2 separate regions of the Mus musculus genome follow, and region 1 is linked to region 2. Evidence: chromatin loops called from intact Hi-C (ENCODE). Cell type or tissue: gastrocnemius. All regions are shown on one strand.

Evidence for each region. Hi-C counts contacts between places; a loop is a spot of excess contacts. Peaks named below come from ENCODE experiments on the same cell type or tissue, not always from the same donor. Only the 100,000 strongest peaks of a DNase experiment are listed, where the experiment ranks them.
Region 1: it touches region 2 in a loop (2.4-fold over the local background); 1 of 42 quality-filtered maps calls a loop at or near these places.

The regions. Positions count from the first base shown.
Region 1 is chr14:70,434,462-70,442,461 of GRCm38, reverse strand. It overlaps Polr3d (polymerase (RNA) III (DNA directed) polypeptide D), which reads left to right. Exons shown (of 9, transcript NM_025945.3): 3 at 67-110; 4 at 1,007-1,158; 5 at 1,301-1,425; 6 at 1,695-1,863; 7 at 2,183-2,448; 8 at 2,592-2,744; 9 at 2,884-3,714. The coding sequence ends at 3,006. It also overlaps a transcript of Piwil2 not described here. Among named protein-coding and RNA genes, the nearest start is that of Polr3d, 5.0 kb to the left of the region's middle. In gastrocnemius, no CTCF peak of the experiment used is centred here; a DNase peak (open chromatin) is centred at 3,121; H3K4me3 peaks cover 357 bases.
Region 2 is chr14:70,601,093-70,609,092 of GRCm38, reverse strand. Dmtn (dematin actin binding protein) reads left to right here. Exons shown (of 16, transcript NM_001252662.1): 11 at 3,135-3,199; 12 at 3,352-3,400; 13 at 3,545-3,552; 14 at 3,731-3,796; 15 at 4,045-4,125; 16 at 4,239-6,909. The coding sequence ends at 4,352. Among named protein-coding and RNA genes, the nearest start is that of Fam160b2, 5.3 kb to the right of the region's middle. In gastrocnemius, a CTCF peak has its summit at 3,575 (motif pointing left); a DNase peak (open chromatin) is centred at 3,603; H3K4me3 peaks cover 1,169 bases; H3K27ac peaks cover 855 bases.

The DNA of each region.
Region 1 (8,000 bases), 170 kb after region 2:
AAGCCATCCCAGGACTGTTGGTCAGTTGAGCACATCGAAAATACAGTACTGTGTTTTACTTTTCAGAAAACCTTCACCCCAAATATCATCAGTCGGAAGATCAAAGAAGAGTAAGTAATGAATGAACAGTACTCACCCCGGTTAGCTCTGAATTTGGGGACGTAATTAGGTTGTGTGGCCTAGAGATTTTAACTTACGCTATTAGCTTATTCACCAGTGGTTCTCATCCTTCAATCCTGGGTTATATAGGGGCATGTTTCTTTTTGAGACAGTGCCTCGCTACATGGCCTTGCATGTCCTGGAACTCACTTATGTAGGTTGCTGGCCTAGAACTCCCAGAGATGTGCTTGCCTCTCAGACCTGTGTCCTGAGTGCTGGGATTAAGATGTACACCTCCACGCTTAGCTCCAGGGCACTTTGCATTAGAGGGTCTTTTTGGTTTTTGTTTTGTTTTGTTTTTTTTCTGTAATAAATAGCTGAGATAATTGGCTTACAGAGAGGGACATTTTGTTTTGGAGATTTTAGTCCACGATCAATCAGGTGGTTCTTGCTTTTGGGTTCATGGTATGGCAATGAATGCAGTCGGAATACCCAAGGGAAGAAAGAAATTAAGGAGAGGAAAGGGCTGAGTTTCTATTCTCCTTTAGGAGCTGGGTAACCACCCAGTAGGCTCCATCTCTTATAGTTTCAGCTACCTTCTGTTTCTGCCGAGGTGGGGCTGAACTCTCCAACTTTGCCTTAAGGTCCTCTGCTCTCCAGCCTTTCTACTTTTAGAGGGTTAAAAAACCAACAAACAAAACAAAAGGCCCACATTTTGACAAGACGGTAAAGTAGAAGGAAATTAAAGGCCGTGCTTTATGGGAGATGTCAAAGGTATAGCGAAGGGTTGGGTGCCGATTCTCGTAGTGTACTTACTGGCTCACAAGCTCTGCTCAGCGGGCTGAAAGGGGCAAGCGAGGAGGCTCCATTTCCTGAGGCAGACCCTTTTGTCTGTCCTCATTCCCAGGCCAAAAGAAGAAGTGACTATGAAGAAGGAAAAGCGTGAACGGGACAGGGACCGCCAGCGTGAGGGTCACGGACGGGGACGTGGCCGCCCGGAAGTGATCCAGTCCCATTCTATCTTCGAGCAGGGTCCGGCAGAAATGATGAAAAAAAAAGGTACCAGGAAGGGACCTGGTCTGGGTTGCAGTTCAGACTGCCTGAGAAGGCAGAGCGTGGGAGTCTCCATTCCAAGTTGGGCTCTCCTCGCTGTGGGCAGTCTTCCTTATTGAACCCTAGTGGACAGCATGATTTCCCGCAGGGAACTGGGATAAGACCGTGGACATGTCCGACATGGGACCTTCTCATATCATCAACATCAAAAAAGAGAAGAGAGAAACAGACGAAGAGACCAAGCAGATCCTGCGCATGCTGGAGAAGGATGACGTAGGTGCCAGGAGCCTGGGGGACAGGTTCTTTTGTAGCTGCTAAAGAGGGTTTTGAGGGAGCCAGGCCAGGGACATGTTCAAGCTTTTGGTTACAGGAGCACTAAAGAGGGGCTGGGGGTGCAGCTCAGTGGAGAGCGAGCTTGCCTCTGTGTGAGACGTACACATATGCAAAGAAAAGAGAGAGACACAAGTCCCGAAACGGGCTGTGATGTAAGCACACGTGCTGACATTTCATGTGACCCCCCCCCCCCTCCAACTCTTTGGCAGTTCATCGATGACCCGGGGCTAAAGAATGACACACGGAACATGCCAGTGCAGCTGCCTCTGGCTCATTCAGGGTGGCTTTTTAAGGAGGAGAGTGAAGAGCCAGAGGCTAAGCCTTTTTCGGCTGGCCCCAAGGAAGAAGATATGGAGGTGGACGTGCCTGCCGTCAAAGGTAACGTGCATGCGTGCGTCAGCTGACTTCCCTTCTTCCCTAGCTCTCCCAGAAGCCCTCAGCAGTGTCTCCTTCCCCTTCCCACTCAAAAGTACAGGCACGGAATCAAGACATAAGTTTCTGCCTCAGACCGCACGTCTGTGTGCCAGTATGCCCGGCCTCAGAGAAGGCACTCTTGAATTTCTTTGCTGTTCCTCTACGTAACTTCTGGCTCAGCAACAGCGGAGCCCACGGATATGAAGGCTTGGGAATAGAGAATTGGCTTAGTGGGTAGGGCTACTTATATTTGCTGTTGTTTGCTCTTTCTCACTTTGGGCAGTGAAAGAGGAGCCACGAGATGAGGAAGAGGAAGCCAAGGTGAAAGCCCCTCCAAGAGCAGCCCGGAAGACTCCTGGCCTCCCAAAGGACGTGTCGGTGGCCGAGCTGCTCAGAGAGCTGAGCCTCATGAAGGATGAGGAGCTCCTGTTCCTTCAGCTGCCTGACACCCTCCCCGGGCAGCCACCCACTCAGGACATCAAGCCTGTCAAGACAGAGGTGCAGGGCGAGGATGGACAGATGGTAGTCATAAAGCAGGAAAAAGACCGGGTATGCTCAAGAGCGAGGTCTGGGGAAATTCTAGGCCGATAGCTCCAGGATTTCTGCCGCTGCTGCAGTTCTTCCTGGGAAACAGAAATGGATTCATTCATGAAAGCTGTTGCCTAGTAACCACCTGTGGCTTCTCTCCACAGGAAGCCAGGCTAGCAGAGAATGCTTGTACCTTGGCTGACCTGACAGAGGGTCAAGTGGGCAAACTGCTCATCCGTAAGTCAGGGAAGGTGCAACTCCTCCTGGGCAAGGTGACTCTAGATGTGACCATGGGAACGACCTGTTCTTTCCTGCAGGTACGACCCCGATGGGCCAGGGAGAGGCTTGGGGAAATATTAAACAGCCTGTGCTGAGGTGGCGAGGAGCTTCTGGGTCACTGCACTGAGGGCTGGGTGTGGGTGTGTGCTTCTCACTGATGTCTCTGTTGAATGGCAGGAACTGGTGTCTGTGGGCCTTGGAGACAGCAGAACAGGGGAGATGACAGTCCTGGGACATGTGAAGCACAAACTTGTATGTTCTCCTGATTTTGAATCTCTCTTGGATCACAAACACCGGTGAGATGGACAGATGGAGGAGCACGGTGACTGTGCCCACGACCGCACATGCTCTCAAATACACGCAGCCCAGAAGGGCCTCTTTAGCCCACCCGTTGTAGCCTTTGGCTGTAGTCCCAGTTTCCCCCGACTAGGGCCATGCTGCCCCTCGCCCCAGCTGTGAATGGGACCTCACACAGCCTGGGTATGGAAGGCGCATCCTCATCTCTGGGAACGTGACCCTGCTATTTATTTTTTATTTATGTCTTAATCCTCAACTGACTGCATTCTCCCAGAGTAGAATGGGGCAGGCTTCTTTTTGGGGAGCCGTGGGCTACGGGGATAGGAAGGGAAGGGGCTCAGGCAGGTAAGAAAGAACAGGGATGCGATGGAACTGAAGACTTAAAACTCAGTCCCAGCTCCCTGGTTTCTAGCTCTGTGTCCTTAAACTACATAATCTTTCTGAGCCTCATATTCCTCACCCGACAGACATGAGGACAATACCTACCTCGCAGGGTTGGTGTGAGCAGCACAGGGAATGTTGTAGATGGGAACTCCTTGCACAAGACTGGATATACATTATATAAGGGGTATGTGTGTGTTTGTATACACATAACATACATATGTATGTATATATACACATGTACATAACCATAGGCGCTCAATAAATGTTAGTTTTCCTTTCCTTTGAGTCTATTTCCAAATAAATTAACTTTATACTTGGAAGAAGTAAGTGGTTCTGCTCACATCCCTACTTTTGTGACTCCATTGCTTTTTAATTTTTAACTCTTTTCAGTGCTGAGCCTGAGACCTGGAGCATGCGAGGCAAGTGCCCTACCACTGAGCCATAAGCCCCAGCTCTCATTTATCCTTACTCTGCACCCTATTCCCACCCTGGGCTGATGGAATGAATGAATGTTCATGTCAGCTCTTGTGTAGCTTCTATCCCATGCTGTCTTAGCCGCCTGCTTCCTGTTGGAGTTTCTGTTAGAAGAAGCTGGAGGAGCCTTAAGGCGCCCTGCAGGGGCCTTTAGGTGATGTGGTAGGAGGGCTGCTTACTCTTTGCACCCTCTCCTGCAGCAAGTGTCTAGTAGACTAACTCCCATAAAGGTATTGGTCAAGAGAAACATCTGGCCAGAATTCCCGCTACACCTCATCCAATGGTTCTTAAAAGAGCAAAGCCGCCTTGGTGAGATTGGGGTTGACACTTGGTGAGGTGAGGCTTGGTGTTTGAGCTGTTCTCTTCTGCCTTAGGACGCTAGGGCGTCACCAGGTCGGCCTGTCATGCCTGCTTCCCACTGCCATGCCTATGCTGCCTGCCCTGCTTCCTTCGCTGGGGTCATTGTGGTGCCTGGGAGAACATCTGCTTGCTTGTCAGCAGGGCTGAGACATTTTTATGTTGGAGCAAAGACACTCCCGGCATTAGCATCTACAGGGATGAAGCCCAGACTCAGTACTGACTGCCAGCTGGCTCTGGAACAGTCAGGTACTTCTTGTAGCCTCTCTTCCCTTTCTCCTCTGGCCTGTGGTTTATTGAGCACCACGGGGGCCTTTCCTGCAGAGCCTCTCGGGCTACCTAACCAGGTATCGGGAAGAGATGGAATAGTAACTCCATTGTCTTGGAACCAAAAGCTCACACTCGCTCTGTCAGGTGGTGGTATTCATCTAGTTCAAGAACAGGAGAGGCAGAGGCTCTGGGAGTGTGTGCCCTGTAGACCATGCAAACCCTGCCTGGTCTCAGGCAGCTTTGGTGAGCTCTGGGCTCCTGCCCTTTGTGCTTTTAAATAGCTGATGACTGCTCTTGGGTGTCAGTGGAATCTTCTCTCTTCTGATCGAGAACCTCCTGCTTTTCTTTTTTTTTTTTTTCCCCCCCTTTCTTTTTGGAGTAACCTAATGGTCTTGTGTCTGAAGTAACCTAATGGTCTTGTATCTGAAGATGTTTGGTATTTTGCAATCCATAGTTCTTTGGAATTTTTAAGTGTTTTTTGCTGTTTTTGTTTTTTGTTTTTGTTGTTGTATTTAAGTGAGACAATATCTCTACGTAGCTCATTATGGCCTCAAAGTTTCAACCCTGCCTTGGCCCCCTGAGTGCTTTAATTATAGGCATGCACCAACCATGGACAGAAACCCTTGGGTTTTTTTTTTTTTTTTCTTTCTTTCTTTTTTTGGTTTTTCGGTTTTTCGAGACAGGGTTTCTCTGTGTAGCCCTGGCTGTCCTGGAACTCACTCTGTAGACCAGGCTGGCCTGGAACTCAGTAATCCGCCTGCCTCTGCCTCCCAAGTGCTGGGATCAAAGGCGTGCGCCACCACCGCCCGGCAACCCTTGGGTTCTTTGAGTCTTCCAAGAAGATGGTGTATCACCTTCTCCCTTCCCCGTCTGAAGTGCTGTACAGCAAAGCTTCCCACTGTGTGTGTTCTCACCACCTGTCTCTGGGTCCCAGATGCACAAGTTAGAGAGCTCGTCAGTAGGAGGCTGGGAAAGTGAGACCAGTCTGCTTTCCTGGCTGAGCCTCTCAAGGGAAGCATCCATTTCTACCAACAAATATGTGCAAATAACGGGGGGGGGGGGGGGGGATAGGGAAGCAGTTGATACAAGGGTGCAAATGAATGCAAATGTATTACTACCTGCATCTGTGTGTATGTATTTTGTGTTAGAAACAGAAAGAACTAAAGACTTGTTCATTTCTTTGTGTAAAGTGGCTCTGTAGGCTTCAGTCAGCCTTGGGATTGGCTTCAATTCCACAAGTAACCTTGGAGAGGAAAAAAAGTCACTTGTCTTCCCTCAGTTTATTTTTTTTAAATTGTTTTTAAACAGAAGAATGTTATCACCATATCTCTATTTGCACAGTGGTTTTTTTTTTAATTTATTAAAATGGTTACTTTGCATGAGTTGGGGGTACGTAGATGTGGAGGTCAGAAGACAATTTTTAGGAGTCAGCTCTCAACTTTATGCCCTGTTGATACAGGATCTCTTGTTTCTGCTGCTGCTTTGAATGTGGGGTTCAAGTTATCAAGTGCAGCCAAGGACTTTTACCCACTGAACCAGTTTCCTAGTTTGCTTTTATTTTTTTATAAAAAGATTTGAGTGTTCTGAGTAATTTTCCTGTATGTATGTGTGTGTACTAAGTGCATGCCTAGTGTCTGGAGGTCAAAAAAGGGCATCAGATTTTCTGGAACTTCAGTTATGGATGGTTGGGAGCTACCACATGGATACTGGGAACCCAAACCAGGTCTGCTGCAAGAATATGTGCTCTTAATCTGAGCCATCTCTCTAGTCCCTTTCCCTTCCCCTTTTGCTTTTAAATTAGAGTGATTGTAAAGACTTTATTGAGTATCAGATAAGTCCAGTAAGAGACATGTGTGATCAGCAAGCTTTTATTAAGCCAATATGTGTTGTTTATGCTCTATAAAGCATAGGACCCTTCTGTGATTTCTGCAACTTTTCCCAGCCACACAGACCTTGCTGCCCTGTCACAGTGGGCAAGCTGCACCCTTCCCCCACCCCATGTCCTTTCCCTCAGGTCTAGACTCAACTTTATCCAGATGTTTCTAGGTCTTACTTCTGAAATCCTTCAGTTCTCTGAGATTCCCTGGCCACTCTACATAAATTAGCTAACTCGGGTGCAATGTGCTCCGCTTGTTGCCAGCACTTAGGATACTATAGCCAGCGGGTATGAGTTTGAGGCTAGCCTGTGCTACAGAGTCAGGTCCAGGTAAATCTAAAACTCACCCCTCTGGTGCTTTTTGCTCCTCTTCACTGTTTCCCTTCTCTCCACAGCATTTGTCATCCTTTCATTTCTTATCTGAGATCCCACTGATAGTCTATGACCACAGAGTACAGGTGAGTCTTAGGCATGAACTATATTTTAGCACATAAAATAGTTCCTTGAACATGATGGATGCAGTAAGTTGTGGTTGAAAGAATAAAGAAATGTGCAAATCGTATGTGTTTTGGTCAACACCTACAATACTAAACAAATGTGAGAAAATTGGTCCAACGGAAATGTCCCTCCCTCTTCTGGGAAGAAGAAAGGATCAGGCCAACCTTGTGGGTTGGGCTTTGAGCCCTTGTGACTTTGCCTTGTAGGTTCAGCCCTTGTGACTTTGCCTTGTAGGTGTACAATGGTATTGTGTTTTACTTTAATGTGCCTCATGAGCTCATAGATTGCAAAGTGATTGTGGCAGGTGGGAATTGTTTTGTATAGACATGTATTTGCATCCTTGGGCCCTCATAACCATAATAGGTTCCTGAACTAAGTCTTTGGTTGGCCCTTTGCTGCCTATAGCACGGTTAAAGGCAGGTAGCCTCCATAGGGTGGTGGCTCTATGATGGTGTTGGGATTTGCTGCCCCTCTGATGAGAATAAGAAGTACTTCTTTTTTTTTTTCTTCTTTGTCTTTTGAAACAGAATTTCATGTAGCTCAGACTTGCTTTGAACTTGTTATGTAGAAGAAACTGGCCTTGAACTCCTGATCATCCTCACTTTGCCTCAAAGTGCTGGCATTAGAGGCATGTACCACCACACCCAGCTGACATAATACTTTTGGAAACAACTCTTTAAGATTGCTTCTAGGTTCTCATTAAAATTTAACACTTAGGGTCAGGGCAGTGCTGTGCTTCAGTGGGTAAAGGACCTGTTGCCTAGTCTCAAGCCTAAATTTAATTCCTGGGACTTCTCTACATGGTAGAAAGAGAGAGAACCAATTCTGTGGTTCTGTCTCAAACCTCCACACATGTGCCATGACATATGCACACACAAATACAAAAAAATAATAATTATTAAAAGAGCACTTGACAAGGTGTCCCAACTTGTACCTGCCAAGGCTTCATGACAGATATTCTTCTTCTGGGGTGGCCTAACTGATTCAACATCTAGTAATATGTGAAGGGCCCAACCAACCTATCATATCACAGTATTGCAGTACACTGGCCTGGCATTCAGCTCTGTAGGTGTGGGGACTGGGAGGAGGGATGGCAGTTGTCCCTTTGGTAAAATTTATCCTCTGCTCCACAGCCCCA
Region 2 (8,000 bases):
AGGAGCCTGGGGAGGAAATGGAGCCGTGTGCTCGGGATGCGGCCATGGGAGACCTTCTCCACGGGGACTACCGCAAGGTCTTTCCTTTGTGGTGATGCTAATTCATAGCTGAGGGAGTAAGAGAGGAGGGATGGGCTCATCTGTGGCTAGTGTCTGGTAAGGAGGGTGCTAAGGGACTGCAGTGCTAGGCAACTGGCTCCAGGGCAGAACTCTTTGGAAGAGTGTAGAAGACTGGAACAGAGAGGCGTAGTAGGACTGGAATTTATTTGCTTTGGTTTTTGTTGTTGTTGTTTCGGCTTCAGTTGGGTTGGTTTGTTTGTTTTTGGTAGGGGTTGTTGCTTGTTTGTTTGCTTCTTTGGTTGGTTGGTTGGTTGGTTGGTTGGAGGTATGCCTCTATATCTCTGCCTATAAAGTACTGAGATGAAAGGCATGTACCATTATGCCAGATGCCTTAAATGTTCAATCTTAGGTAACTGATGCTAGCCTCAAACTCCTGTTTTGCTGAGGGTGGCCTTGAACTCTCTGTCCTCCTGCCTTTGCCTCTCAAGTGCTGTGATTATAGACATTTGCTGCCACATCCGGAACTGAAGGAGCGGTAAAGTGACCATGGCTAGGATGCATGAAGAGCACCAGGACTCAGGTTTGGGGTGGGTGAGACGATTTGCAAAGGGCATTTTAAAGAATATAAAGTCTGTAGTTGAGGCCTGGAGAACAAGAGTATTACAAAACCGTCCCAATGGGTAGATACAGTCTCAGTGTTCCAGATTCTTCTATTCAGCTAAAGAAATGAGCTTCTGTGACTTCCCTTTTGGCTTTGTAAGGTTTAATAGTCAAGTGCCTTCCTTACTTTGGCACAAGACCATGGATATGTATGTCATGTGGTTGTGCAGGTTCCTGACAGATCTCATCAGGCTCAACAGCTCAGAGTCATGAACAGGCATTACCTTGGAATCGTCACTTTCAAACACAAACCTTCTGTCCTAGTTGAAGTTTCCATTGCGGTGATAAAATGCCACGATCAAAAGCAACTTGGCAAGGAAAGGGTTTATTTTGTCGTACAGCTTGTAGTCCATCATTCAGGGAAGGCAGGGCAGGAACCTGGAGTCAGGAACTGGTGAAGAGGCCACGGAGGACTGCTCCTCCTGGCTTGCCTGGTTTGTGTTTTTATACTATCCATGACCACCTGCATAGTGGTAGCACCACCCACAGTGGGCTGGGCCCTCCCACATCAATCATCAGTTGAGAACCTGTCCCCATAGGTTACCCACAGGCCAGTCTGTTGAGGACATTTTCCGAATTGAGGCTCCCCTTTCCCAGGTGAATGTAGGTAGTGTCAAGTTGACATAAAAACAGCCAGCATACATCCTGAAAGTGATTTGGGGTGGAAAATGTTTATATGTACCTGATGGCATTGTAATTCTGTCCATAAAAATAAAAATGCTCCTAATTATTACTAGTACATAGCATACTTCAGCAATGAGCGCTGACTGTGAGAATCAGTGACTTTCTTTTGCCCTCCCCTCGCCCAAACTCAGGTTCTTGTCTGACAGCACACGACCCCGAGCCAATCCCCAGCCCTGAGAGCTGCTCATTCCCTACTCAGGCTTATCATTCCTTATCCAAAATGCTTAGGATTTGAAGGGTTTCAGACTTAAAGAGGGTTTTGTTTCATTTCCTGGATTTTAGAGTATTTGAAAAAACTTTACCAAATTGGAGACGACCTCCCCCAATCCAAAACTGCAAAATCTGAAACCAACATTTCCAAATCCAAAACTGAGAACCCTACCAACAAGACTGAAGAAGTTTGGAATTCAGGGGAGAGTGGATTTCAGATTTTGAACTTTCAGTTTAGAGATGCTAAACTTAATTGAGAATAAACACCAGGTTCCCCAAACCTATTTTGTTCTCAGGCACTGAACTTCCGGTAGACTTTAGAGGCCTGATGCTTATGGTGTTGAACTGTAAGCTGGACATTTAACAAATGCCTGTTGAAGCAACTGCAATGGGATGCCAGCCATTTCTACTAGTTACAGACAAAGGAGCTTTGAGGCTGGCCCACTCTAAGAATGGTAGCTTCTATTTTGTCTCTGTGTGGTGGTAAATACCTTTAATCCCAGCATTCAGGAGGCTAAGGCAGGCAGGTCTTTGTGAGTTTGAGGCCAACCTGATCTACAAAGTGAGTTCCAGGACAGCTAGGGCTACATAGAGAAACCCTGTCTCAAGAAACCACAAAGGGAATGTTAGTTTCTAGACGCCATGGCACATCCCTGTACTTGCAGCACTTAGGGGGGCTGAGGCAGGCAGATCTTGAGACCCCTGGATTTAAAACAAAAAACAAAACAACAAAAAAACCTTGTTGCAAACTAATCTCTGAAATTATAACTAGTAGTGTTAAAAATTTAGTGATTTACAAAAGGCACAAGTTGCAAATGATCTTCAGTTACGCCAATAGGAAGTGTGTATGTATATGTGTGTGTGTGTAGTGTAGACAAACAACTATTCAGGTATGTTATAAGTGGAGGCCAGGAGAGGACATTGGGCATCCTGCACTGTTGCTCTCTGCCTTACTAGACGTGGAAGCTGAACTGGCAGTGATCCCCCTGTCTCGACCCCACACAGTGCTGTGGTTACAGGTGTACACAGCCATGCTCTGCTTTTTATGTGTGTCCTAGAATCCAAACTCAGGTCTTCATACTTGTAGAGCAAGCCCTCTTACCTACTGAGGCAGCTACATAGCCTCAAATGGGAACTATCCTGACTGCATTCACTGTGCTAAGATGACAGTGTCAGAACTGTGCTGTCAAAATGGCTAGAAGTTGACCGCTGTTAATACCATTGTCATACCTTCGAGATTTCACTTAGAGCTGTCATGTGTTTGTAGATCTCAAACTTACTTCATGGTGGCTGAAGTGAAATGAGCCTCAACGTTGCCTGGGGTTCACACTAGGCTTTTGGCTCACTTCTAGTTGGAGAGGAGAGGGAAGATACACGTTCAGCAAAAGCCACAGCGTCACTGTGAAAGTCCGTAGAAGCCTTGCTAGGTTCTGGACAGGGAAAGCCGTGGAGGCAGCTCTCTTAGGAAGGACTGTCAGGACCAAGGGACTAAACCTGGGCCCTCTCTTGCTCTCTTTCAGCCTTGCATTCGGGAACATCTAAATCCTCTTCGCTTCCTTCCTATGGCAGGACCACCCTGAGCCGGGTAAGGCCTTAGGACCGAGCAGGGCTGCCTGGTGTGTGTCCACCATGCTTCTGGGTGGCCAAGCGCTTGGAGATTCTGGGGCGGGGGGGAAGCCCTCAGAGTAAAGGAGACTGTTGAAGGCTTCCTCTGATGTCTGTGTATCATTTTCCTAGCTACAGTCCACAGAATTCAGCCCATCGGGAAGTGAGGCTGGGAGCCCAGGTGAGCAATGGGGTCACACGTCGTTGGGACGCGGTCCTCCACAGACTTTATAGAGAGCCGATGTCCAGTGTGGGCAGTGGTTTAAGATCAGGTGTAGGTGCAATTTCTGAAGCTGTCTCTAAACCGTGGCTCTTGTCTCCTTAGGCCTGCAGGTGAGTGCCCCCTGGAGGGGAGCAGGAGAAGCTCGGGAAACCAGAGCCAGGCATGGGGACTGGTGGGGGAGGGGGGCACGGGCCGACGAGTTGCTTGGCGAAGACTGAAGACGCCTAGGGTAAGGTTGAGAAGGTCCCCCTGACCCACTCTGGCTCACTGCGGCTTTGGTCTCCCCAGAACGGAGAGGGCCAGAGGGGGAGGATGGATCGGGGGAACTCCCTGCCCTGTGTGCTGGAGCAGAAGGTGAGGGCAGGGGACCTGACCACCACAGTGGGGTGGGCTTCAGGGGGGTGGTGGAGCCCACCAAGCTGAATGCGCTCAGGGTGCTCCTGGAGATGACGGGGTGGGGGGTGGGGGCAGCAGGGAAGCCGAAGGAGATGAATGGCGAGATGGCATGAACCCCAGTGGCCTCTGCAGCGGGACCAGGGGAGTCACGAGGGTTAGGAGGACCCAGGACTAGGCACCTAAGAGGGCTTTCTCTGCCCCTCCAGATCTATCCCTATGAGATGCTGGTGGTGACCAATAAGGGGAGAACTAAGCTGCCTCCGGGTGTGGACCGCATGAGGCTTGAGGTATGAAAGAAAGATGCGTGGCATGGGGGAGGGGCCACCCCGTGGGGCTGCCTTTGACTTTGAGGCTGTAGGGGCTACCTCCTTAAGTCACTCCGTTACCCATGTCCCCACAGAGGCATTTGTCAGCAGAGGACTTCTCTAGGGTCTTCGCCATGTCTCCCGAGGAGTTTGGCAAGCTGGCCCTGTGGAAGCGGAACGAACTTAAGAAGAAAGCTTCCCTCTTCTGACATCCCTGCCGGCTCGGCTCGATTCGGCTCGCCCTGTCCGTGACAGTACCTTCCTTCTGCTGCTTCGAGGCCCTGAAGCTGGGGCTGTGAGACCCTTCCCTACAGTGTCCTCTTCCTCTGCTGGCTGGGAGCAGCGGGAGGCAGGGCAGAAACGTTGGGCTCCATTCCTCACGGAGAGAGCCAAGAAGTGCACAGTCCCAGAGTCACGAGGCGTGGACTTCCTTCCCCACGATGGGCCAGGGGGCCTTACCATTTCCCTGGGCTCTACTGCCTAGACAAACCCAGCCCGGACTCCAGCACACAATGTTTGCACCCGTTCCCTGTCTGTCACCCCACATGAGAGTCCCCAGAAGACAGTGAGGAGAAACGAAGGGGGCTTAGCGGGGAGGTCGGTCTGCTGTCCTGTACAGGGGGAGGCGGCAGCTCTGGGACCCTGTGCCTGTCCACCCAAAGGCTCCAGCCAGCTGCACTCCTGGCAGTTTCCTGCACTTGGGCCTGATGCTTCTCTAACTGGCAGAAGCAGGCTCTACCTGGACCTCCAGCTGGGAGGTCATCCTCCCTCTAGCTTGTATGTCCTGTACTTTGCAACCCCTAAGCTTCAAACCTCTTGCTCAAGACCCAAGACTTATTCAAAGCTGTGGCTAAGAGCAGAGACGCTGTTCACACAACGCCTCACCACCACCAGCCTCCAGGCAAAACCAGATAGGATGCACCGTTCTAGCACCTGTCCAGGGACCACCGAGCCCAGGCCTCAGCCTCCCTAAGATGGGATGGAGAGTCCCAGCTCCCAGGTCCCTCCATTGCCATGCATCTCCTACTGTGCTCTCTACAGAATGTAATTTATTGGGGCACCCTCTGCTGCTTCCCTGACTCCCTGCCCTACCTAATTGCACTTCCAGTCCTGTCTGTCCACATATGTACGTGTATATAATTATACATATATATATATCTATTTTGCCCAGGTCTGGGTTTCGTTTTTACCCAGACCCTGGCACTCCCTGTCCACTGTGTGTGTGATCATGCTGGGAGGGGTAACTGCTTGGAATTAAAAGGTTGCACTGGGTCCCTAAATCTATTGTTTCTATCCATGCCTGTGCATATCAGACAAGCACTGTACCACAACCAGTTGTCTTACCTCTTTTTTTTTTCTTTTTTTCTTTTTCAAGACAGGGTTTCTCTGTATAGCCCTGGCGGTCCTGGAACTCACTCTGTAGACCAGGCTGGCCTAGAACTCAGAAATCCTCCTGCCTCTGCCTCCCAAGTGCTGGGATTAAAGCATGTACCACTACTGCTGGGCTAGTCTTACCTCTTTAGTTGCCCAGGCTAGACCTGACCTCTCACTCTGTAGCCCAGGAAGTTTTGGCCTTCTTGGTTCAGTATCAAGTAGCTGGACGCATAGGCTTAGGCCAGCAGCCTGAACTATCTATTCATTTATTCTGTTTTGTTGTTTTGTTTGAAATAAGGTGTCCCATAGCAAAGGCTGGTCTTGAACCCCTGATCCAGCATTTGCCTTTCCGAGTGCTGGGATCACAGGCATATATCGCATATTTGTGGATCTTATTTGTCTCACATAGCTCACACTGGCCTCAAACTTACTTGTATCTGAGGTTGAACTTCCCATCCGCCTTGCCTCTGCCTCACAAGTGCTGGAATACACTGACAGCCATGGTTTATTCCGTGCTGGGGATGGAACCCAGGGTCTCTTGCTTGCTAGGTGTGTGCTCTACCAACTGAGCCACATTGATAACCCACGTTTGTTTCTTTATAAGCCACTAGCCCTGAGACATAGGGACAGGTGACATCAGGTTTCATGTGAGCCAGAGTGGGCTTAGAGACAATACCATAGTCCCGTTCCTCTCTAGGACGCAGGAGCAAGGGCTGGCCTAGAGAGACTGCTACTTGCCACCTTTCCAGGGGCTCTATGAGACAGAAAGCTATCTTTTGTAGCTAGAGAGAGCTTGACAGAGCCTCAGAAGATGACCTCAAACACACCGGCCTCCCTAGGACCCAAGGTGCCTCTGCATCAGGGAAGCCCAGCAGAAAACGTTACCAGGAGGTTACCACCTGGCTGCCAAGCACTGAGCAGAGGAAGCAGGAACGGAGACCTGGTAACTGAGGGACAAATGGTGCCTTGGTGCCTTGATGGCCTCTGACTGCCTTGGTGAAGCCTTCTGCCTGCAACCACTATGGAGCTGCGTGCCCAAGGTGGGGCTGAGTGTGCAGTTTGATTGGAAGATCAAAAAGAAGACGGGATGGGCTTGCACAGGGGAAGAGGACCAGCTGGCCCCAAAGCAAATAGATGAGAACCATTCAAAACAATGATTTTCTTACCATTGGAATGGAGTTTACAGCTGAAGACTGCCTTGAATCGCCTCCCTCTGCTTCTACCTCCTGCGTGTTGAGATGACAGGTGGACACCATTACGCCTGCTTCATTTGGGGCTAGGGAGCCAACCCAGGCTTTGTGTGTGCTAAGTAGACACTCTGCCTGAAAGACCTACATTCTCAGCTCCCGAATGAACAATGATTTTAAGTAAAGTCGGCTTATGTTTACAGCATTATCCTTGAAACAGACCTGCGAGAGCAAGGTTTGTTTGACCCAACAAACGAGAGAGCGTTTTACCTGAAACCCAAGGCTTCATAAAACCAATATGTGTGGTGTGTGTGTGTGTTGGGGGGCTGAGGGCAGTGTCCTATCTCATTTTGGGGGGAGGGCATTCAGGAGATCAAAGCCAGGGTCTTGGGCCTGCTAGGCAAGCACTCTACTGCAGAGCCAGCTACATCTCCAGCTGCCCAGCACTGGAGAGATATAGCCATTTTTCCAGGGGAAGCAGGACTGGGTTCCGCATATGTTATCAGACAACATGGACTATGTGATTATAAAGCGGACCCTGTTTACTTAGAACTCACAGCCGGGCGCTGTAGAAAGTTCACTGGTTACCAAGGGAAGCAACATATGATCAGATTGACTGGAAATGTTTGTGGTAGGACAAATTTTGACACTAAGTCCTAAAGGATTTGGAGCTCCTGAGAATTTAGATTCCTTCAAAGTGAGGCTCTTGACCCCCTAAAACAAAGCCTTAGGGAGAGTCCTTCATGCGTCCTTCTCATGACACAAAGATGTAAAACCTGGGCAACTTTATTGGTTCCCGAAGCTTTTGTTTTGGTTTTATTTACTAAACACCTCACCATTTAGAGTCAGGAGCTGAGGGCTTAGAATGCAGCACAGAGCGCTTGCTTAGCATGCATGAGCCCTGGGCTCTCTTGTTAGCAGTGGACACACCAGGCATATGCCAGATCCCAACACTAAGGAAAGGAAGATTGGGAGTCCAAGGTCAACCTCAGCTACACAGTAAGTTTGAGTCTATCCTGGTCCATATGAGACCCTGTCTTGAAAAAAGAAAACAAGAGTTGACTTTACAGTCATGAAATCAATGAACAACAAAAATATCTGATAATTAAAAAAAAAACAATGTGTCAACTCTGTTTCCTTTTCCTTTTTCATTTTCAAGACATGGTTTCTGTGTCCTAGAATTTGCTCTGTAGACCAGGCTGGCCTTGAACTAGTAGAGATCTGCCTGCTTCTACTCCCTGAGTGCTGGGATCAAAGGCATGTGACATCAAGTGCAATTTACATGTTTTTTTGTTT